Regions from separate parts of the Homo sapiens genome. Here regions 1 and 3 are each linked to region 2. The links are chromatin loops, found by intact Hi-C in ENCODE. Cell type or tissue: B cell. All regions are shown on one strand.

The links. A loop is a pair of places that touch in the nucleus more often than their neighbours do. Peaks named below come from ENCODE experiments on the same cell type or tissue, not always from the same donor. Only the 100,000 strongest peaks of a DNase experiment are listed, where the experiment ranks them.
Region 1: it touches region 2 in a loop (27-fold over the local background); 39 of 110 quality-filtered maps call a loop at or near these places.
Region 3: a loop joins it to region 2, with 8 times the contacts of the local background. A loop is called at or near these places in 7 of 110 quality-filtered maps.

Annotation. Positions count from the first base shown.
Region 1 is chr14:103,567,434-103,575,433 of GRCh38, forward strand. COA8 (cytochrome c oxidase assembly factor 8) reads left to right here. Exons shown (of 5, transcript NM_001370595.2): 2 at 4,190-4,387; 3 at 6,674-6,737. It also overlaps the pseudogene RNU4-68P. Among named protein-coding and RNA genes, the nearest start is that of COA8, 8.5 kb to the left of the region's middle. In B cell, CTCF peaks have their summits at 4,765 (motif pointing right) and 4,965; a DNase peak (open chromatin) is centred at 4,788.
Region 2 is chr14:103,675,311-103,683,310 of GRCh38, forward strand. KLC1 (kinesin light chain 1) reads left to right here. Exons shown (of 17, transcript NM_001394837.1): 10 at 242-291; 11 at 379-446; 12 at 2,105-2,213; 13 at 4,074-4,235. Among named protein-coding and RNA genes, the nearest start is that of XRCC3, 36 kb to the right of the region's middle. In B cell, CTCF peaks have their summits at 4,301 (motif pointing left) and 4,504; a DNase peak (open chromatin) is centred at 4,241; H3K27ac peaks cover 1,172 bases.
Region 3 is chr14:103,603,324-103,611,323 of GRCh38, forward strand. No RefSeq gene overlaps it. Among named protein-coding and RNA genes, the nearest start is that of KLC1, 22 kb to the right of the region's middle. RefSeq lists enhancers at 3,858-3,907, 3,948-4,347. In B cell, a CTCF peak has its summit at 3,903; DNase peaks (open chromatin) are centred at 3,968 and 4,108; H3K4me3 peaks cover 951 bases; H3K27me3 peaks cover 2,928 bases.

The sequences.
Region 1 (8,000 bases), 110 kb before region 2:
ATGAGATTTATCTGAGGTGTGATTATTGATAATTGAAAACTTTTCCCAATACCCTGCCGTGATGACTTGCAATATAGTCAGCACTGGCAATTTTTGACAGTCTCTACAGAGACTGAAAACAAAAATTTTTTTTATAGAGATGGGGTCTCACTTTGTTGCCCAGGCTGGCCTCAAACTCCTGAGCTCAAGCAGTCCACCTACCTCGGCTTCCCAAGGTGCTGGGATTACAAGTGTAAACCACCAAGCCCAGCCCACAAATCATCTTTAGACAAATTGTCTAATCATCTTTAGACAATACTGAGGTGCAGGCCTTGTGTCTGTTGGTGGTGGGAAAGAGATGGTTGACTAGGGCCTTAAAGATAATAAAAATAATTAACGTATGTATACAGCAGGGGTGGCTTCCTGCTGTGGTCACTCCAGCGTTGGGTGAAAGTGTTCCAGCCTGGATAGCTCTCCCATCTCGTTGGCATTCCTGAAATTAGGAGACTGTTTTCATTGACTTTCTAGTGTTTGCCCTTCTGGTGGATTATCCTTCTTTTATATTGCTGGATCGGGTTTGCGGATTTGTCTAGCATCCATGTAGAATAGGGGGCTGGGGACCCTAACCCTCAGTAAATATGAAGTTCCTGACTCCTTCTCAGATGGGAACTCAAAGCCTTTATAGAACTGAGAGTTAGAACAGGAAGCAAGAACGCTAAGAGCTTGCTAACATTTTTCTCTTCATTATTCCCTGGTGGTTTCCCCATGGTAGCTTTGTGTCATGTACGGGCACTTCCAGGAATAGGGTGCAGGAGAAACGTCTCAGTGTCTCCCCTTCCGAATCTTGGCTTCTGGAGGGAGAGATGCTGGGGTGGGAGTGCTCCTTGGTGGAGTACTCAGGAGCTTAGTAAAAGCAGAGGGGGCTGGAGAGGCAGGCCTGGCCTGCAGAGCCAGCATGGAGAAGCCTGGTGTAGGGCTCTCCAGCCTGCCAATTTACAGTTAAGAAGAAAGGAGATATGTATATATATATATACACACACATACATACATACATACACACACACATATATACACACATATATATACACACATGTATACATATATATACACACACATACACATATACACACACATGTACACATATACACACATATATACGTGTGTGTGTATATATATATATATGTATACGTATATATATATGTGTGTGTGTATATATATATATATATATATATATAGTGACAGGGTCTCACTCTGTCACCCAGGTTGGAGTGCAGTGACACGATCTTGGTTCACTGCAACCTCCGCCTCCCAGGTTCAAGCAATTCTTGTGCCTCAGCCTCCCAAGTAGCTGGGATTACAGGTGCACACCACCACGCCCAGCTTATTTTTTGGTATTTTAAGTAGAGGCGGGGTTTCACCATGTTGGCCAGGCTGGTCTCGAACTCCTGACCTCAAATGATCCACCTGCTTCGGCTTCCCAAAGTGCTGGGATGACAGGCGTGAGCCACCGCGCCCGGCTGAAAAAAGATTTTCACAAGAACCGGAAGGTTAACTCCCCTCCCAGACCCAAAGATGCAGATTCGGCCTGACCAGTAGGAATGCACATGTGCCTCTCTGTGACAAGGGCAGAACTGAGGCTGCTTCTCAGGAGACTGTGAGGGTCTAGCGTGCCCTCCCCGCAGACATGAGGGCCGGATGGAAGAGCCTTCTGTCCCCAGCATAGCCAATGGGACACCATGAATCATAGGCTTGTACTGTGGAAACTAGCAATTATGGTAATTATTCGCACTACAAAGGGCTCTTCCTCTTACCAAAGGACATTTTCCTCCCCCAAGCTGCTTGTCCTCGCTTTTAAATAGTAGCTCCTCCGTGAATAAAGGCAGAAACATGTGGTTATAGGGAAGAACAAAGGAAGATAACATCTCTCACATTATAATGGCAAACAATGATTTGAAAATATCGGTACACCAGCTTTATCCGTAAAGCAGTTTATGTGAGTGATAACTGGTAGATAAATATGGAAAAGTAGCCGAACACACTTGACACCTCTCTGAGCTTGCTTTGTGATATGTGGGCAGCTAGAAAAAGCAGCTAATTATTAGGTGGCTCCTTTAACATTTCCTGATGGGGAGCCTGTGAGCAGAAAAGAGCGGGTGCAGCCCTGGACAGTGGTCATGCACGGTTAGCGCGAAACCCACTGAGCTGCAGACACCCGGGTCAGCTCGGAGGAGGGAAGGAGTCGCCGTCCTGGGCCACAGTCTAGGGGGGTGGACCGTGGTGCCGTCCCTTTGGTGGGACTCACCTTAGTTTCTACCAACAGCTAAATATCACAGATGCAAAGACTTGGGGGAGAAGCCCATGAACATTTTCTGAGTCCTTTAATGTATGATAAGGAAAAAAATAATAAAAGTCAACATTTGTAGAAATCTAGGTTTTGGTTTTTTGTTTGTTTGTTTTTTTTTGAGACGGAGTCTCGCTCTGTCGCCCAGGCTGGAATGCAGTGGTGCGATCTCGGCTCACTGCAACCTCTGCCTCCCAGGTTCAAGCAATTCTCCTGGCTCAGCCTCTCATATAGCTGGGACTACAGGTGCCGGCCACCACGCATGGCTAATTTTTGTATTTTTAGTAGAGATGGGGTTTCACCATGTTGGTCAGGCTGGTCTCGAACTCCCGACCTTAGGTGATCCACCCACCTCAGCCTCCCAAAGTGCTGGGATTACAGGCGTGAGCCACCGCACCTGGCTAGAAATGTAGGTTTTATTTTTTTAATGGGATATTTGGTGATTGTATATAGTTTTTAGACTGATGGGTAAAATGTTGAAGGTCTGTATTGCAATCCTGCCTTTACTTTCTAAAAAGGATTCCTAAATTGATCCAGCATCAAATCAGTGTATTTTAACCCTGACGATGAGCAGTATAGTTTCAGGTCTTGAATAGCAGGGTCCCCCCACTATAACTCCCTGACAGTTCTTCTTGCCCATTGCACAAACAAAACCAGTTCATGGAGACCATGGCATTGCAGTAAAGAAAGAGTTTAGGGCCAGGCACGGTGGCTCACGCCTGTAATCCCAGCACTTTGGGAGGCTGAGGCAGGCAGATCACCTGAGGTCAGGAGTTCAAGATCAGCCTGGTCAACATGGTGAAACCCCATCTCTACTAAAAATGCAAAAATTAGCCGGGCGTGGTGGCATATGCCTATAATCCCAGCTACTCAGGAGGCTGAGGCAGGAGAATCGCTTGAACCCGGGAGGCGGAGGTTGCAGTGAGCCAAGATCACACCACTGCACTCTAGCCTGGGCGATAGAGCGAGACTCCATCTCAAAAAAAAGAAAGAGTTTAATTGATGTGAGGCCAGCCATGCTACATGGAAGAGTTATTACTCAAATCAGTCTCTCCTCGCATCTGGGGGCTAGATTTTTTCAAAAATAGTTTGGAGGAAGGGGTGGAGGTGGCTAGGCAATGGGTGCTTGCTGCCGATTGGTCTGGGTGCAATCACAGGGGTGTGGGACTCATCCTCCTGCATGCCGAGTGGCTTCTGGGCGGGTCCAGGAGGAGCCATCACGTTGGACTTGCAAAAAACCTGAAAAGATATCTCAAAAAGCCAATCTTAGGTTCTGCAATAGAGATGCAGGAGTAATTGGAGAAGTTGCAGATCTTGTGACCTCTGGAATGATGGCTGGCACCTTACCAGAATTCAGACTCCTCACCTCCTCCTAGCCTGGTAGGGTCTCTCATTAGCTTAAGAAAGCTTAGCTCCATCCTGGCTAACAGGGTGAAACCCCATCTCCACTAAAAAATACAAAAAAATTAGCCGGGCGTGGTGATGGGCGCCTGTAGTCCCAGCTACTTGGGAGGCTGAGGCAGGAGAATGGCGTGAACCTGGGAGGCGGAGCTTGCAGTGAGCCGAGATCTCGCCACTGCCCTCCAGCCTGAGCGACAGAGTGAGACTCTGTCTCAAAAAAAAAAAAGAAAGCTTAGCAAAGGTGGTTGAGTTTCGGGAAAGGGCTGTTATTATTTAAACCAGAAACTAGGCCCTGTGTGGTGGCTCCTACTTGTAATCCCAGCACTTTGGCTGAGATCACGCCACTACACTCCAGTCTGGCAACAGAGCGAGACTCCGTCTCTAAGTAAATAAATAAATCCAGATTGTACATTTTATAATACTAGAGATTCATTTTGTCATATGTTAATCCAATTTACTTTGTTAAAGGTCTCAAGATTCTGCCCTCCAAGAAAGTCTTGCCATGATTGGATAGGACCCCCAGATAAATATTCAAACCTTCGACCTGTTCACTTTTACATACCTGAAAATGAATCTCCATTGGAACAAAAGCTTAGAAAATTAAGACAAGAAACACAAGAATGGAATCAACAGTTCTGGGCAAACCAGAATTTGACTTTTAGTAAGGTAAGTTTAAGTTTTAGATCAGAACGGAAGGGTGCGGTGGCTCACGCCTGTAATCCCAGCACTTCGGGATGCCGAGGTGGGCAGATCACGAGGTCAGGAGATCGAGACCATCCTGGCTAACACGGTGAAACCCTGTCTCTACTAAAAATACAAAAAATTAGCCCGGCGTGGTGGCGGGCGCCTGTAGTTCCAGCTACTCGGGAGGCTGAGGCAGGAGAATGGCGTGAACCCGGGAGGCAGAGCTTGCAGTGAGCGGAGATTGCGCCACTGCACTCCAGCCTGGGTGACAGAGCCAGACTCGTCTCAAAAAAAAAAAAAGAAAAAAAAGTTTTAGATCAGAATGAGAAATAACACAGTTGGCCACTTGAGGGTGCTAGGTGTTTAGTATATTGCTTTGCTATTTGTTACGTGGTAGTACTGGGTCTCAGTCCATCCCCCGCACTGTATGTACATATATGCATATAGTTTTAAAAACTAATATGTAACTGTATATAAGAAATGGTCATTCGTAGAACCACAGATCTTGAGACTTTGAAGGATGCAATGTGTGAGCAGCAGAGCCAGAACTAGAAGTACATGTTTTACACACATAGGTGTGTGTGTTTATCTTTATGAGAATACCGGTTTTTTTAGGTGGGGCATGATGGCTCTGCAATCCCAGCACTTTGGGAGGCTGAGAGGGGTGGATCACTTGAAGCCAGGAGTTTGAGAGCAGCCTGGCCAACGTAGCGAAACCTTATCTCTACTAAAAATATAAAAATGAGCCAGGTGTGGTGGCATATGCCTGTGATCCCCATGACTTGGGAGGCTGAGGCACAAGAATTGCTTGAACCCAGGAGGCGGAGGTTGCAATGAGCCGAGAGCGCGCCATTGCACTCCAGTCTGGGTGACAGGAGTGAGACCCTCAAAAAGAAACCCGTTTTTGTGATGTGTTGTCATTCTTCCTGAGAATTCAAAAAAAAAAAAATTTTTTTCTTTTTTGAGACGGAGTCTCGCTCTGTCACCAAGCTGGAGTGCAGTGGTGCGATCTCAGCTTACTGCACCCTCCACCTCCCAGGTTCAGGTGATTCTCTTGCCTCACCCTCCCGAGTAGCTGGGATTACAGGCACACACCTCCGTGCCCAGCTAATTTTTGTACTTTTAGTGGAGATGGGATTTCACTCTGTTGGCCAGGATGGTCTTGATCTCCTGACCTCGTGATCCGCCCACCTCGGCCTCCCAAAGTGTTGGGATTACAAGCATAAGCCACCATGCCCAGCAGAGAATTCAAAATTCTTAACAGGATACTTATAAATAAACTGTGTAAGAAAGAAGTATAAATAGTCTAAACCAGAAGAAAAACATTTAACTTTTTTTTTTTTCTTCTGAGATGGAGTTTCACTCCTGTTGCCCAGGCTGGAGTGCAGTGACATGATCTCAGCTCACTGCAACCTCCACCTCCCTGGTTCAAGCGATTCTCCTGCCTCAGCCTCCCAAGTAGCTGGGATTACAGGCGCCCGCCACCACACCCGGCTAATTTTTGTATGTTTAGAAGAGATGGGGTTTCACCACATTGGCCAGGCTGGTCTTGAACCCCTGACCTTCAGGTGATTCGCCTGCCTTGGCCTCCCAAAGTGCTGGGATTACAGGCATGAGCCATCGTGCCCGGCAACATTTAAACTTTGACTTTCCATTTGAGTGGGCTATGTCTGGTGGGGTATATTTATCATATTCTGTGGAGGGTTTTTTTTGTTGTTGTTGTTTTTGTTTTGAGACAGAGTCTCACTCTGTTGTCCAGGCTGGAGTGCAGTGGCGTGATCTCGGCTCACTGCAACCTCCGCCTCCTGGGTTCAAGCAGTTCTCCCGCCTCAGCCTCCTAAGTAGGTGGGATTACAGGTGCCCACCATCACATTGGGCTAATTTTTGTATTTTTAGTAGAGACGGGGTTTCTCCATGTTGGCCAGGCTGGTCTGGAACTCCTGACCTCAGGTGATCCACCCACCTCGTCCTCCCAAAGTGCTGGCATTATGGGTGTGAGCCACTGTGCCTGACCTATTCTGTGGATTTATAAACAAACAGCGTCTCCCAAAGTTTATTGAACATCTTCTCAAATCCTGTTTCAAGCACAAAACTTTTAACCACATTCAGAGGGTTTTAAACGAGCTTTGAGATGGGTCACTAGCTTCTCAGAAAATCCACATCTAAACTTCTCCAGTACACCGTGAGCTGTGCTCTAGCCAAAGAAAAATGGAAAGACAGAGAAAGGAGTTCTGAGAGCCTTTTTTTTTTTTTTTTTTTTTTTTTAAGGAAAAAGAAGAATTTATTCACTCAAGACTAAAAACTAAAGGCCTGGGCCTGAGAACTGAATCAGGTTAGTGTGTTTGTTTGATTGTTTTTTTTGCTTTCTTTGCGTTTGAGCTAGTCCATGAAAAGGGAAAGGAAGGGCGGTGAGAGAGGTGGGGAAGTTCAGGGCGGTCCTTGGCCTGCTTTGGGGCAGTGCTCGGCACACCCCTGTCCAAGTTCTCTTGCACACCCAGTTCCCAGGCATGGCTCTCCAATCTCAGCTCCCTCCTTTCTCTCCGGATTTTAGGTGGTTATGATGGATGACCAACCTCTGACCTTTGACTTTCGTACTGAGGTCTCAGCCTTTGCAGCTTCTCCCTCCAAAGCAGCTTTTCTTCTGATTCCTGATCTCAGTTCAGTGCTCAAAATAGCCTCTCCTTATTTTCTCCTGGTGTCAGTGTTAGGCCTGAATAACATCTCATGCTGTTCGTTAAACAGATGTCTGCTGCCAAAAAGTTGTTCTGATAGAAAATCCAAAATCATCGACCCCAAAAGCCAAGTCTGTCATTGGGCTAAAGTGCCATTCCTACTAATCCTTTGCCTCACCTGATTCATTTGGAATAAAGGGCCAGGAGCTTGAGTCACCCCCATGCCAGGACCTCTGTTGCTATTTGCTGGCTGCTGGAGAGGTGGGGTCTTGCGGGCCCTGGAGAGGTGGGGTCTTGTGGGGCAGAGCTGGAGCAGATGCTGCATCCAGCAGTAAGCATGAGAATGAGCACTCACAGTTTTGGGTCCTGTGCTGGACACTGTGCAAGTCCTGTGCATATATCACCTGTTGCATTTCCCACAGTGACCCAATGAAGTAGATACTGTTATCTTTACCATTTTATAGATGAGCAACCTGAGGCTTCACCAGAATTGCACAGTGAGAATGTGGCGTGGCCTGGATTCTCACGTCGGGAGTCGGATTGCAAAGCCTTACTGGGCCTCGCCGCGCCCCATGGCTGTCAGCGCATTCCATGCTGACCTGGCCGTGTATGCGTGCGTGTGTACGCATGTGTGTGCGTACGTGCACGTGTGTACATGTGTGTGTGCTTGTGTGCACACCACATGTGCCGTGTCCATAGGTCTGTCATCATATCAGGTAGGACTAGGTCGGCTCATAGCTTGGAAGGGCTTTGGAGACAGCCACTCTCCTAACAGATGGGAGAAGTTGTTTTGATTCTTACTAAGGTCCCAGAATCCTATTGATGGCTTTGCTGAGTATTGAAAGGCTGGCCTTAAATTAGGTTTGAAACTGAATTTGGTAATAGGACAGGATGTGTTAAGGAAGGGAAACATACAGGGAGCT
Region 2 (8,000 bases):
TGAGACTCCATCTCAAAAAAATAAAAAACCACAGAGGCTTCATGATTTCTAGTTTACTTAGCAGGCTCTGTTATCCTTCATTTATAGTACAGGTTAAATATCCCATTATTCAAAGTGCTCCAAAGTTTGAAACTTTTCGAGTGCCGACTTGACACTCAAAGGAAATTCCCCTTAGAGCAGTTCAGATTTTGGAGTTTTGGATTAAGGATGCTCAACCTGTATGCTGTGTTTTCTTCCCTAGATGAAAATAAACCCATCTGGATGCATGCTGAAGAAAGAGAAGAATGCAAAGTAAGAATTTATTATTTTGAGATTTTCTAAATTGTATATACTGCATTCAAGATAATTATTCATTTGAAATTATTTCTTATAATTTAGGGAAAGCAAAAGGATGGGACATCTTTTGGAGAGTATGGCGGCTGGTACAAAGCCTGCAAAGTTGATAGGTATGTCTGGAATTGCGTTTGGCTGGAAAAACCAAAAAGCAGGGGGAAGGTAATTGTGTTCTACAGGGCAGCTTATAAATGACCAATGTGTAGTGTTCCTTAAGTGCACAGTCCCATGTTTTTCCCGAATTCCAATTAAAAAAACCCCACTAACCTTGTAAATGAGATCACTTACATGTATAAAACCCACTATCATGTTAGGTTGGTGCAAAGGTAATTGCGATTTTGCCATTACTTTTACTTTTAATGGCAGAAACCATACAGTAAATTCATGAGAAGCATGCCAGCAGGCCTGGGAAAGCCAGCCCCTCACACACAGCGCTGGAGACACAGATCCACACACACTCCTTTTCCTCACAGCCCATGGGGCCTTGTCCTCTGCAGAGGGAAGTGTAGGCCCCTCCGTGGCCGGCCCGAGAGCCTTGCCTCTTGAGCCCGAGCCTGTGCAGACTGCCCTCTGTGATGGCTGCTGTCCCTGGGTCCAGGTGGCTCACCTGTTTGGCTGTCTTTCCACTCTATTTTTTTTTTTGAGATGGAGTTTCGCTCTTGTCTCCCAGGCTGGAGTGCAATGGCGTGATCATGGCTCACTGCAACCTCCACCTCCCAGGTTCAAGTGATTCTCCTGCCTCAGCCTCCCGAATAGCTGAGACTACAGTCTGTCGCCATGCCTGGCTATTTTTTGTATTTTTAGTAGAGACAGAGTTTCACCGTGTTGGCCAGGCTGGTTTTGAACTCCTGACCTCAGGTGATCCACCCGCCTCGGCCTCCCAAAGTGCTGGGATTACAGGTGTGAGCCACTGTGTCTTTCCACTCTTAACTTTCCTCATCCTTTAAGACTCAGCCTACCATTCATCTATTTTCAGAAAACTCTCTGAACTCTCTCTAGGGCTCCCATAGCACTTACCATAGATTACTTGTTTCAGAGACATAGAAAATAGCTTCTTTATTTCTGTACCCAAAATGCCTATTGTAAGTAAGTGAACAGAACTCTCTCGAAGTACTTATCTATGCTAAAATGAATCTAGGTTTATTTATAATTTTTTTAGTAAGTCTGCTCTATCAAGAATGCAGAAACATCAAGCTCAATGATACAGTTTGAAAAATAAGAAAGAAAGAAAGAACACAGAAACACAGCCGTCCTCTCGGCCATCTGCTTATTGCTTCCCTGGTACATGAAGCATTTATCCTCTGCCCTCACACCCCACTGATAAGGAGGTTCTGCTTTGCTGTCTTCTCCCGGGTACTTGAGGGGAGACGGCAGCACGTGAGCAGCAACATTCAGAGCACTGTTCGTCGTTACTGTCAGCGCAGACCAAGTCGTCTCCAGGGAAAGCATGCTGATACCACACAGACCTGGCCCAGATGTTTCTGTTGACAGAGTGGCCAGTGGTCTGTGAGAGCCGCCTCAGCCTGGATGGAGTGTGGTGTTAGCCTGGCCTGCAGGGGCTGTCTACAGGACGGGCCAGGGTCATGGGAGGTAGAGCTACCTGAGAGGGAAGAACGCTTTACAATTTTACAGTTTCAGAAAAGTACAAGAGAAAGTTAAAATATATTCAAGCCAAAACAGAAGTCTGTTAGTTCTTTAGATTATGTGCTGTTGATAGTGGTTGTTCAGAGCTTATATGTCATAGTTCTGTATGTCATGTGCTTTCTTACAGTCCAACTGTTACAACCACTCTAAAAAACCTTGGGGCACTTTACAGACGTCAAGGCAAATTTGAAGCTGCAGAAACGTTAGAAGAAGCTGCTATGAGGTCTCGTAAACAGGTTAGTCATACTTCTGTCCTTAACCGGCCCATGGGAACTTTGAATTGAATGCTTCTCTTTTACATGAATTTTATTGAAAGCTTGATTTAGAAATAGAAAATGTTGATTATTTTAGTTTGAACAAATAAAGTTATATTGTTTAAAAGAGCATGAGGCCGGGCGTGGTGGTTCACACCTTTAATCCCAGCACTTTGGGAGGCCAGCGTGGGCAGATCACCTGAGGTCAGGAGTTCAAGACCAGCCTGGCCAACATGGTGAAACCCCGTCTCTACTAAAAATACAAAAATTAGCTGGGCGTGGTGGCACACGCCTGTAATCCTGTAATCCCAGCTACTCGGGAGGCTGAGACAGGAGAATCGCTTGAACCTGGGAGGTGGAGGCTGCAGTGAGCCGATATCATGCCACTGCACTCCAACCTGGGTGACAGAACGAGACTCCGTCTCAATTTAAAAAAAAAAAAAAAAGCATGAGGCTGGGCACAGTGGCTCACACTTGAATCCCAGCACTTTGGGAGGCCAAGGTGGGTAGATTGCCTGAGGTCAGGAGTTCGAGACCAGCCTGGCTAGCATGGAAAAACCCCATCTCTACTAAAAACACAGTGCAGTGGCACAAGCCTGTAGTCCCAGCTACTGGGGAGGCTGAGGCAGGAGAGTCGCTTGAACTCAGGAGGCAGAGGTTGCAGTGAGCCGAGATTGCACTACTGCACTCCAGCCTGGGCAACAGAGCGAGACTCCGTCTCAAAAATTAAAATAAAATAAAATAAAATAGCATGAATATGACCCCAAAAGCATGAACAGCAAAATAAAAACTAGATCTGTTGGATTCACCAAAGTTAAAAGCTCTTGTGCATCTAAGGACATCATCAAGAAAGTGAAAGGGGACTGGGTGTGGTGCTGAGCACCTGCAATTCCTGCACGTTGGGAGGCTGAGGTGGGAGGATCCCTTGAGCTCAGGAGTTGGAAACCAGCCTGGGCAACATAGTGATACTTTGTCTCTACAAAAGTTTTTTTTTTTAAATTAGCCAGGTGTGTTGGCCCAAGCCTGTGGTCCCAGCTATTTGGGAGTCTGAGGTGGGAGGATCGCTTGAACCCGGGAGCTGGAGGTTGCAGTGAGCTTAGATGGTACCACTGCACTCCAGTCTGGGCAACAGAGCGAGACCCTGTCTCAAAGAAAGAAAAAAAAAAAGAAAAAGTGAAAAGACCCCCATGCAACAGGGGAAGATATTTGCAAATGATGTATCTCATAAGGTTTTGGTATCCAGACAAAAAGACAACCCAGTTAAAAAATGAGCAAAGGACCTGAATACACATTTTACTGAAGATGATATACAGATAGCCAACAATCACATGAAAAGATACTCAACATCTTTAGTCATTATAGAAATATTAACTGAAATCACAGTGAGATACTACCTCATCCCCACTAGACTGGCTATAATAAGCGAACAAATGGAAAATAGGCATTGGTGAGGAGGTGGAGATGCTGGAGTCTCATGTCTTCTTGCTGGTGGGAATGTAAAATGGTTCAGGCATTGGAGAAGTTTGATGGCTTATCTAAAAGTTAAACTTAGAAAACCACATGACCCAGCAGTTGCAGTCCTAGGTATAGACCCAGAATAGTTGAACACGGGTACACACCCTGTGCAATCCCAGCCCCATCACTGTTCCTCTGAGGGGTCCTTTGTGTTTCCAGTTCCCCGCCTCCACCCTCACCCCCTCCAAGGAACCACTCTTCCAATGTTTTTCCCTCCAGTGATTAAGAACTGTTTTTTTTTTTTTTTTCTAGCGAAGTATCTCAGAAATACCTAAGAAAATCTTAAGTGCTAATGGGTCAAACCATTTTCCCCTGCCTGGCTCACAGGGTCTTGACAATGTTCACAAACAGAGGGTGGCAGAAGTGCTCAATGACCCTGAGAACATGGAGAAGCGCAGGAGCCGTGAGAGCCTCAACGTGGACGTGGTCAAGTACGAGAGTGGCCCTGACGGAGGGGAGGAAGTGAGTATGAGCGTAGAGTGGAACGGGGTAAGTACAGTACACAGCGGGCACGTGCTCCGGGAGGCGCCCCCAAGTGGCGCTTGCCAGGCCTTCCTCCTGTCTCATGTGCTAGACCTTCTGCTTTTCTCAAATTAAGTGCCAATTAAGCTTTCTGTAAGTTCTTCACTTCTGCTAATACTGAAGTCTGTTATTTGTTTAAAGTGGTAATTTTCTTCTCAGGAATCCATGAAAGCTGTTTGGCTTAACTTTGAGCACTTAAATGCTGATTGAGTGTCCTGGCTATTTAAAGCATGATCCCTGTCTGGTTTCATTTTAATATTGGGATCAGTGTGGCAGATAACTAACTTGCTTCTTTAACTCACCCATTTCATTGCTAACTCCAGTGCTCCTAACTTCACTGACCAGGCTGCTCTAGATTTTGTTAGAATGAGTTGAAATGCTTTAAAGGGAGATGCTGTTTAAGTGGAATTTGTTTTTAGAAAACAGGTCAGAAACAAGAGCTTACATGGCTGCTCTCTTGATGTCCTGCCTCAGTCCTGAGCGTCCTGCATTTCCCCTGAGAGGGCGTCCAGATCTTTGGGGCTGGCTCTTCCTGGTTGCCAGCCCGCCATGTGCCTGAGAGGCTGCACAGGGCCCCCTCTGGGTTTTACTGGTTTGCCCCTGGAAATTCCTAACCACTGCTGTTTATCCAGTGGTTGCCAAAGACCATGTGGCCTTCTGGACATTTTTTCTCCAGTGAATTTTTTAGCACATGGATTTTTTTTTTTTTTTTTGATACATAAGCTGATGTCTTTGGTATTTTACTTTTGTCAGGGAGAATTGAAGGCGGCATTTGACTCATCTAGGGGCACAGTTGGTTTTTTGAAGTTGCCGTAGTACAGTTTGATTAGTTATAATTCTACAGATGTTCTGCCAAATTGTAGTTTTGGGCTTTCTTACAATGTAAATCCTTTTATTCTTTAGGATTTTCTATAGCTATAGCAATTTGGTAGGAGCTAGCATTCTAAATAAATATTTTATAAAAAATGTTAGTAGCAAAATTTGAGGGAGAACATTCTCTTTGACTGTCTATCTGGCAGCTTTCTTGCTTTGGTTTTTCTCTGTGCCAAGACAACCAATCAGCATCTGCTTTGCCCACTCAACCCCAGTTGGGCAGTAGTCTAAACTGAAATCCTGGCCCGCAGGCCTCCCTGTCGCCCGCATCCTGTCAGAACTGTGTACTGTACTCTTCTCTTGGTTGCTGTCGTATCTGCATGCTTCGTATAGAAGGACAAGTCCTTTATCTAGGCTGTAGGAGCCAGGGTGCAGATTGTGATCCTCTTGAATGAAGTTCTGGAGGAAGTTTCTCTTGAGACAGTATTTCTAGGTCCATGTTGACATGAAATCATCTGATGATAAAATGGTGACGATTCAGAGCTCTGTTACCATCTTAAAGATGGACTCGGAGAGGAAGGAGAACTCGTGTCCCCTGCAGGGGGTTCGTGGGCAGGTGTCCCCGTCAGGCCCGCGGGCTGGAAGTGTCGCTGCTGGGGATGAAAGCAGCTGCTCCTCTGCACGCCTGCTGGTTTCCTCCTTCCACGCTTCCTTTCTCACTTTGGACACCTGATTCTATAGGCCATGTGCAGGCTGTGTATCTGGTGTGTCCCCTGATAGCTCTGCAGGTTTGATGGAATTCATCCCAGGGTGCGTTGGCCACGGGTGATCTACCAAAACAGTTTGAGTTTTAAATTATCCAGTGCAGTGGTTCCTAGACTCACTTTGTGCATGGAGGCAGCCCCCTCTTCAGATGGAGTCTTAGATAAAATGAGTGAATTCACTGGGTGGGCAGCTGAGGCTGCCTCAGAGTCTTCAGAGGAAGGCCTTGGCCTCCAACCCCACAACTCTAAGGTTCTGAGAAGGCAGAATGCTAAACTCGACCAACTTTTGATTTTCTTTTCAAAGTACACTTTTTCCCCCCCGAGACAAGAATCTTGCTCTCTCGCCCAGGCTGGAGTGCAGTCACGCTATCTCGGCTCACTGCAACCTCTGCCTCCTGGTTCAAGCAATTCTCCTGCCTCAGCCTCCTGAGGAGCTGGGATTACAGGTGTGCGCCACCACACCTGGCTAATTTTTTTATTTTTAGTAGAGACAGGGTTTCACCATGTTGGCCAGGCTGGTCTCTAACTCCTGACCTCGTGATCTGCCCGCCTCGGCCTCCCAAAGTGCTGGGATTACAGGCATAAACCACCGACTTTTCTTATTTTTTAAATGGTAGGGCAGTATGCACATAGGTATTAATTTTTAATCAACTTTTTTGAGGGATAATTAGAGACAGTAAAAGGGGCCCATTTTAACTGTTGTCTGATTTAAATATTAACACGGTTCAGGTCAGCACATTAGTTTGTCTTTATATAGATGTTAGAACAAAGTTTCTCATGCTGTTTCTGTTTAAGTGAAAATTTCCCTGAGATTGCAAAGCAAACCGTTACCACTGTAGCCACTTACTTGTGTGCATCAAGATTTTTTTCAGTATTATGCAATTAAGTTAAAATAGAGACATAGGTGTTGAGGTAAATGTTAAGACTATACCTTGCCGGGCGCGGTGGCTCACACCTGTAATCCCAGCACTTTGTGAAGCTGAGGCGGGCAGATCACGAGGTCAGGAGATCGAGACTATCCTGGCCAACACGGTGAAACCCCCTCTCTACTAAAAATATAAAAAATTAGCCGTGCATGGTTGCGGGCGCCTGTAGTCCCAGCTACTCAGGAGGCTGAGGCAGGAGAATGATGTGAACCCGGGAGGCGGACCTTGCCGTGAGCCAAGATCACGTCACTGCACTCCAGCCTGGGTGACAGAGCAAGACTCTGTCTCAAAAAGAAAAAAAAAAAAAAAGAGTATACCTGTGCCCGGTTGCTGTAGCTCATGCCTGTAATCCCACCACTTTGGGAGGCCAAGGCGGGTGGATCATTTGAGGTTAGTAGTTTGAGACCAGCTTGGCCAACATGGGGAAACTCTATCTCTACTAAAAATGCAAAAATTAGCTGGGCATGGTAGCAGGCACCTGTAATCCCAGCTACTTGGGAGGCCAAGGCAGGGAATCCCTTGAAACCTGGAGGCAGAGGTTGCAGTGAGCCAAGATCACGCCACCGCACTCCAGCCTGGGTGACAGAGCAAGAGTGTCTCGAGAAAAAAAAGAAAAAAGAAAAAACAACTATACCTGTTATCTGTATAATGAGAAAATGTGATTTCAATTATATATATATATATGTATATGTATGTATATGTATTTTTTTTTTTTTTTTTTGAGATGGAGGTTGCCCAGGCTGGAGTTAGGTGGCACAATCTCCACTCACTGCAACCTTTGCCTTCCGGGTTCCAGCGATTCTCCTGCCTCAGCCTAGAAGGCATTTTAATGCTTTTTAAAAGGTTGAAAACTACTACCATAGGGAAAAACATTGTGCCTCCCTGTTGGGAAGTTACAGCTTCAGCAGAAGTGACTGCCAGGAATGAATGTGACAGCTTTTGATTAAGTTATAATAACCACATACACCAGATATTCGGCTCAGTTTTTCTCAATATTCATAAGTAACATTGAAAACAAAGAGTTATGTGGTCAAAGAAAGGACAAACTGGTTAATGATAATCGTCCCCTGTGGGCCCTGGGCGTTGGTGTCACACAGAACTGAGAAGCAAAGCGGGTGGTGACAGACCCTGGTAATGTGCAGGGAGCGTCCGGATCGGAGTCTCGACCTGGTGGGTGGTTTGTCCAGGGAAGGACAGTTCTCTTCTTTAGGTACACACGGTAGGGACTA
Region 3 (8,000 bases), 72 kb before region 2:
AGTGAGACTCCGTCTCAAAACCAAACAAAACAAAACAAAACAAAACAAATACAAAAATTAGCTGGGCATGGTGGTGGGCGCCTGTAATCCCAGCTACTGGGGATGCTGAGGCAGGAGAATGGCTTGAACCCAGGAGACCCAGGAGGCGAAGGTGCAGTGAGCCGAGATCATGCCACTGCACTCCAGCCTGGGTGACAGAGCAAGACTCCATCTCAAAAAAAAAAAAAAAGCTGGGCACAGTGGCTCATGCCTGTAATCCTAGCACTTTGGGAGGCCGAGGCGGGCAGACCACCTGAGGTTGGGAGTTCAAGACCAGCCTGACCAACATGGAGAAACCCTGTCTCTACTAAAAATACATAATTAGCCGGGCTTGGTGGCACATGCCTGTAATCCCACCTACTTGGGAACTTGGGAGGCTGAAGCAAGAGAACCGCTTGAACCCGGGAGGCAGAGTTTGCAGTGAGCTGAGATCACCCCACTGCACTCCAGCCTGGGTGACAAGAGTGAAACTCTGCCTCAAAATAATAATAATAATAAATAGGCTGGGTTTCGTGGCTCACACCTGTAATCCCAGCACTTTGGGAGGCTGTGGGGGTGGATCACTTGAGGCCAGGAGTTCAAGACCAGCCTGGCCAACATGGCAAAACCCCATCTCTATTAAAAATAGAAAAATTAGCCGGGCATGGTGGCACACTCCTGTAGTTCCAGCTACTTGAGAGGCTGAGGTGGAAGAATTGCTTGAGCCCAGGAGGTGGAGGTTGCAGTGAGCCGAGATCGAGCTAGTGCATCCAGCCTGGGGGACACAGTGAGACTCTGTCTCAGAAAATAATAAGTAAATAAATAAATATGACAGTGCGTGTGTACAGTTTTCCATTCTAACCACTTTCCTTTTTTTTTTTTTTTTTTTTTTTTTTTTTTGAGACGGAGTCTCGCTCTGTCACCCAGGCTGGAGTGCAGTGGCGCAATCACGGCTCACTGCAAGCTCCGCCTCCCGGGTTCACGTCATTCTCCTGCCTCAGCCTCCCGAGTAGCTGGGACTACAGGCGCCCGCCACCACGCCCAGCTAACTTTTTGTATTTTTAGTAGAGACGGGGTTTCACCGTGTTAGCCAGGATGGTCTCCATCTCCTGACCTCATGATCTACCCGCCTCGGCCTTCCAAAGTGCTGGGATTACAGGCGTGAGCCACCGCGCCCCGCCCATTCTAACCACTTTCAAGTGCACAGGCCACTGTCACTGAGCACGCTCACACTGTTGTACAAGCACCGTCCATCTCCAGAAATCTTTCATCTTCCCAGACTGAAACTCTGTCTCCCTTAAACAACTCCCCAGCTCCCACTCCCAGTCCCTGGCAACCACCATGCCACTTCCTGTGTCTATGAATTTGCCTGCTTTGGGGACCTCAAGCCTAGTGTTTGCCTTTTTGTGGCTGGCTTATTTCACTAGCTTATTTCAGCACAGGTCCTCCAGGTCCATCTGTGGTGTAGCAGGTAGACACCTGTTGCAGACAGATAAGCCAAGTCCCAGTCTCGGCTATGCCACTTGAGCCCTCTGAGCCTCAGACGCTGCTGTAGACTGGGAATAGTGACCCTTCACCACAAAAGGTACATGAGGGGTCCACTTACGTTCCTGGGAGGACAGCAGGGTCCTTGGTGACTTATTCTCTGGATACTTCCGAATACCTCCTGCGTGCCAGGCCCTGCTGTACCCCTAGGAATAGAGCCGTAAAGAAGAGGGCCACCACCCCCCCTCTCCACCCACTTTCCTTCCGCCCAGCAGTACCCCAGCTCAGACACTCCGCTCACCTCACTGGTCTGCCAGGAAAGTCATCTCTTTCCTTTTATGCTGTTGAAAATGGGTTGGTCAATATCCCAGAAGTGTTCAGGGTGCTTCAAGTTGCATTTTGAGCTCCTCAGCTATTGATTGGGAAGAATAATTGTCTTCACTTTATCCTGAGTCAGGCCTTTGGTGGAAAAGTGCAGGAAAGGCTATAGGAGGAGGTGGCCAGGGGGCCTTCTGTCCAGGTATTTAGGGGTTATGAGCTCCTCTGGGCCCACCCCCGCTGACAACATCACACCTCCAGCCAAGCACACACTTGACCCAAAGACCTGAGTTTGCCATCAAAGCAGATCCAGGGTTTGGTTCGGAGTGGAAAGATTAACATGAAAAAAGCTGGAGTGGTAGGCAGAAAGGCCTAGAGAAGATCTGTCTGTCTGTCTGTCTGTTTTATTCCCCCAACCCCTCCCCACCAGCCACACCCAGATTGAGGAGCACCAGCAGCCATGGGCTGGCATGTGACAGGCTGGTCAGTGTGCTGGGAACACAGTTCTGGGCAGAGGATCTGATGCTGAAAAGAGCCTCAGTGTATCTTCAGTGCCTCCTCCCCTGTCCCTGGTGGTCTGGGTGTCCAGTGCAGCCCTGGTCTGGCCCAGCAATCTCTCTGATAGGGTCATGGCAGGATGCCTGTCAGGGTGTGGTGGCACGTGCCTGTAGTCCTAGCTACTTGGGAGGCTGAGACAGGAGAATTGCTTGAACCCAGGAGGCAGAGGTTGCAGTGAGCCAAGATTGCGCCATTGCACTCCCACCTGGGTGACAGAGTGAGAATCCATCTCAAAAAACAAAAACAAAAACAAAACAAAACAAAAACCCAGCCTGGGCAACACAGGGAGACCCCATCTCTACAAAAAATTAGAAAATTGGCCGGGTGCGGTGGCTCACACCTCTAATCCCAGCACTTTGGGAGGCCGAGGCAGGCAGATCACGAGGTCTGGAGATGGAGACCATCCTGGATAACATGGTGAAACCCCGTCTGTACTAAAAATACAAAAAAATTAGCTGGGTGTGGTGGCAGGCGCCTGTAGTCCCAGCTGCTGGGGAGGCTAAAGCAGGACAATGGCATGAACCCGGGAGGCGGAGCTTGTAGTGAGCCGAGATTGTGCCACTGCACCCCAGCCTGGGCAACAGAGCAAGATTCCATCTCAAAACAAAACAACAACAAACAAACCAGCCTGGGCAAGACAGGGAGACCCCATCTCTACAAAAAATTAAAAAATTAGCTGGGCAGGGTGGCACGTGCCTGTGGTCCCAGCTACTCAGAAGGCTGAGGAGGGAGGATCTCTTGAGCCTAAGGGGTCGAGGCTGCAGTGAACCCTGATCACGCCGCTGCGCTCCAACCTGGGTGCCAGGAGCCAGAGATTGCAGTGAGACGAGGTCGCACCACTGCACTCCAGCCTGGGCAATAGAATGCAACTCCGTCTCAAAATAAATAAATAAAAATAAATAAATAAAGTGTGCAGTTCAGTGGCACCAAGTACATTCATGGCAGCCTCGCCACCGTCCATCTTCAGAACTTTGTCATCTCCCCAAACAAGCGCTGTACCCATTAGGCAGGCACTCCCCATCCCCACCCACCATTCACTTTTCTCTCTTTCTTTCTTTCTTTCTCTCTTTTCTTTTTCTTTCTTTCCTTCCTTCTCTTTCTTTTTCTTTCTTTTTTTTTTCTTTTAGATAGGGTCTCATTCCGTCACCCAAGCTGGAGTGCAGTGGCACTATCTTGGCTCACCACCACAGCCTCAGCCTCCCCAAGTAGCTGGGACTACAGGTGTGTACCACCACACCTTGCTAATTTTTAAATTTTCATTTGTTTTAGAGACAAAGTCTCACTGTGTTGCCCAGGCTAGTCTAGGGATGAGAGCCTCCTGGATTTGGGGTGGGGCCCTGAAAGACACAGAGACACACAGCAGGGAAGAGCAGATGAGGTGGAGGCAGAGGCTGGAGGGACGTAGCTGCAAGCGCAGGAGCACCAAGGGCCGGTGGAACCGCAGAAACCGCAGCGAGGGAGCCAGCCCTGCTGACACTTTGATTCCGGACTTCCATCGCAGAACTGAGAGAGAGAATCAACCCCTGTCGTCCTGAGCCCCCAGCGTGTGGTGCTGTGGTGCAGCCGCAGGAAACACGTGCTTTCCAGAATGACAGCTGGTGTCCGCAAGAACAGCAGGAACTCATCAGCATTTGGAAGTGAGACTGGGTGGATGTGCAGTCCCGGAAAAAGAGGCGGAGATTTATGTCTGGTGGCGGGGAGCCCGTGTGTTCAGCAGCTTCTGGAAGGAATTGATAGATGGAAGCTGCTAGAGGCGTTGCTGACAGCCTCTCCTTGAGGCCAGACTCCAGAGCTGGAACCTGGTAGAAGCCTTAGTCTCCTCATTTACCGCAGCGGTGACGGGTGGGGCAGTGTGAGATCTGAGCCGAGGGCCCGCATCAAAGTCCCCTTTCGGCTTCTCCATCTGTGACATGGGTTGCACCTGCTCTGACTGCTGCTTACGAGAGATGGTGAGCAGTGTTCTGTGCTGCGTGGCCGTGACTGCCGAGGTTCTGTGAAGACGGGAACCACGGGCTGAAAGCAATAGAGACCCCAGACCACCAGGGTCAGCTCGCCCCCGCCCCCACCCATCTTCTTTCTGAAGGCTGCGCTTTTCCTTTTCAATATGACCTAAGCCCTTTGCAGGATATCTCCATTCGCACATTTCCTTACTCAGGGTCTGGGTCTGCCCTGCAGAGCTGAGCTGAACGGCACTATCAGGACTTTCTACTGGGACAATTGAATGCGACCCCCCTCCCACCGTCGGCTCTGCCCTCCTCCTGTTTCCACAGGTCTGGAGACGTTCCCTCTGCCCAGGTGGGGGCCGTGGCTGGAAGTCCGCCTCTGCTGGAGGTGCCCGAACCTCATGCCTCTTGCCCCCAGATCGCCTTTCCCTTGGACGTTGCCCGAGGCGTGTGGTCCCAGTTGGCCAACATGGAGCTTAGTTGGGAGGATGTGAGTGGCCCTCTCCTCCCAAAGATGATCGTGAATCCTCGGGGGCTGAGAAACCTGCTGAGAGAGAAAGAAAACAGTGGGAATAGTGCCTACAGCTGCGCTTCCTCAGTAGACAGGAGGCAGGGCTGCTGGGGGAGGGAAAAGGGAAGCCGGCCGGGGTGGGGGTGGAGAAGGTGGGGTCTCTGGAGGAGAACTCATCCTGGAGGAGTTTAACAATAGGAGAGGTGGGTGGGAGCATGGAGGTGTCTCCCATACACCACCCCTGCCTCTGGGGGTAGAGGTGCCACCCCAAGGAACAGGGCTTGTGAACTCAAAGAACACTTGAGAGGATTGGGCCGCCCCAGCCTGCATGCCCATCCCCAGCCTGCTACAGTGTGTTCCTGGGGGGGCCTGTGGGCCTAAGCCAAGCAGTGCCTGGCATTCTCTTGGCCACAGACAAGGGTCCAAGGTGGGCTGGTAACCTTGGGAGGTGGAATCCAAGTGAAGCCTGGGGCATTATCGATGCTTTGGGGGACAAGCTTCTCCTGCTGGACAGTGGGGACTGCAGATACAACGTCTGGAACTGCTCTGGCCATTTCTGCCTCTACAGAGGAGCCAGACTGACCTCCAGCCACACAGCCATGCAGACACTGGGAGGCAGAGCCAAGAAAGCTGTAGGGACCCCCAGTGTAGGGTCCGGGAGCTCAAGGGCAACCACAGCCTGCTCATCTGGGTGCCTACATGAGCCAACAGCCCTTCTGTAGTTTAACCAGTTGAATCATCTAGGATTCCAGCAAGAAATAGGATTCCTGGGCCAGGCACGATGGCTCACACCTGTCATCCCAGCACTTTGGGAGGCTGAGGAGGGTGAGGGTGGATCACCTGAGGTCAGGAGTTTGAGACCAGCCTGGTCAACATGGTGAAACCCCATCTCTACTAAAAATACAAAAATTAGCCAGGTGTAGTGGCGGGTGCCTGTAATCCTAGCTACTTGGGAGGCTGAGGCAGGAGAATCACTTGAACCTGGGAGGCAGAAGTTGCAGTGAGCTGAGATTGCGCCACTATACTCCAGCCTGGGCGACAGAGTGAGACTTTGTCTCAAAAAAAAAAAAAAAAAGAAATAGGATTCCCCCCAGAGGGATTGAAGGAGACTTGACTGAAAGGGCCAGATGGGTGAATAGGGATTTGGAAACAAACCAAGGATATCAGGGTGCCCAGAGACTAGGAACAGAGAGAAGCCAAAGGGACAAGGGGAAGGCATGGCACCTGATGGGAGCTGCCTGGTGAGAGAAACAGTCAGGAAGGACTACAGGAGCTAGGACACCAGGGGATCACATCCTTCCCTAGCACCTTCACGGGGAGTATGGTCCTGCCAACACCGTGATCTAGAACTTCTGGCCTCCAGAACGGTGGAACGATACATTTCTATTGTTTATGCCACTCTGTTTGTGGTACTTTGCTACAGCAACCCTACAAATTAATACCCACCTCTTGGGGCAAACCCAATCAGAAGCCAGGCATTGAAGGAGCCTGGGAGAGCAGTCTGCAGGGAAGGCCTCCCAAGGCATAAAAAGCAGGATTGAGGAGGGGCAGTGTGGCAAAAGGAGAACAGCCAGAATGCCAGATGCCCCTTCGGCTGGAAATGAGGAGAGGGGAGGGGACTGAATACATGGACTGCTCTCTCCTCCCACCCAGGCCTCCTCCTGGGCTTCCCTGTTACAGGTTGAATTGTGTGCCCCCAAAATTCATATGTTGAAGTCCTAACCCCAGTTAGTACCTTATTTGGAACTAGGGTCATTGCAGATGTGATTAAAGTGGGGTCCTACTAGAGTAGGGGAGGCCCCTAATCCAACATGACTGGTGTCCTTATAAAAGGGGAAATGTGGGCCGGGCATGGTGGCTCACATCTGTAATTCCAGCAGTTTGGGAGGCCGAGGTGGGTGGATCACCTGAGGTCAGGAGTTCGAGACCAACGTGACCAATATGGTGAAACCCTGTCTCTAATAAAAATACAAAAATTAGCTGGGCGTGGTGGCATGCTCCTCTAGTCCCAGCTACTCAGGAGGCTGAGGCAGGAGAATTGCTTCAACCTGGAAAGCAGAGCTTGCAGTGAGCCAAGATGCGCCACTGCACTCCAGCCTGGGCGACAGAGCCAGACTCCGTCTCAAAAAAAAAAAAGAGGCAGGGGGTGACGTGAGCTGGGCATGGTGGCTCACATCTATAATCCCAGCACTTTGGGAGGCCGAGGCGGGTGGATCATTTGAGGTCAGGAGTTCAAGACTAACCTGGCAAACATGGTGAAACCCCATCTCTATTAAAAATACAAAAATTAGTGGGGCGTGGTGTCAGGCACCTGTAATGCCAGCTATTTGGGAGGCTGAGGCAGGAGAATTGCTTGAACCTGGGAGGTAGAGGTTGCAGTGAGCGGAGATTGCGCCATTGCACTCTAGCCTGGGTGACAAGAGTGAAACTCGGCCGGGCACAGTGTCTCACGCCTGTAATCCCAGCACTTTGGGAGGCTGAGGCGGGCAGATCACTTGAGGTCAGGAGTTCAAGACCAGCCTGACCAAACTGGTGAAACCCCATCTCTACTAAAAGTACAAAAATTAGCCGGGCGTGGTGGCAGGTGCCTGTAATCCCAGCTACTTGGGAGGTTGAGACAGGAGAATTGCTTGAACCCAGCAGGCAGAGGTTGCAGTGAGCTGAGACCAGGCAATTGCACTCCAGCCTGGACAATAAGAGTGAAACTCTGTCTCAAAAAAAAAAGGAAAAAAAGAAAGAAAGAAAAAAAAAAGGGAAGTGTGGACAGAGCCATGAACACAGGGAAAATGCCATGTGAAGATTTTGAGTTATGCTGTCACAAGCCAAGGAACTATAGGAGCTAGGACACCAGGGGATCACATCCTTCCCTAGCACCTTCACGGGGAGTATGGTCCTGCCAACACCGTGATCTAGAACTTCTGGCCTCCAGAACGGTGGAACAATACATTTCTATTGTTTATGCCACTCTGTTTGTGGTACTTTGCTACAGCAACCCTACAAATTAATACCTCCTTCTTAGGGCAAACCCAATCAGAAGCCAGGCATTGAAGGAGCCTGGGAGAGCAGTCTGCAGGGAAGGCCTCCCAAGGCATAAAAAGCAGGATTGAGGAGGGGCAGTGTGGCAAAAGGAGAACAGCTGGAATGCCAGTTTGGTGGGTTGTCTGTTG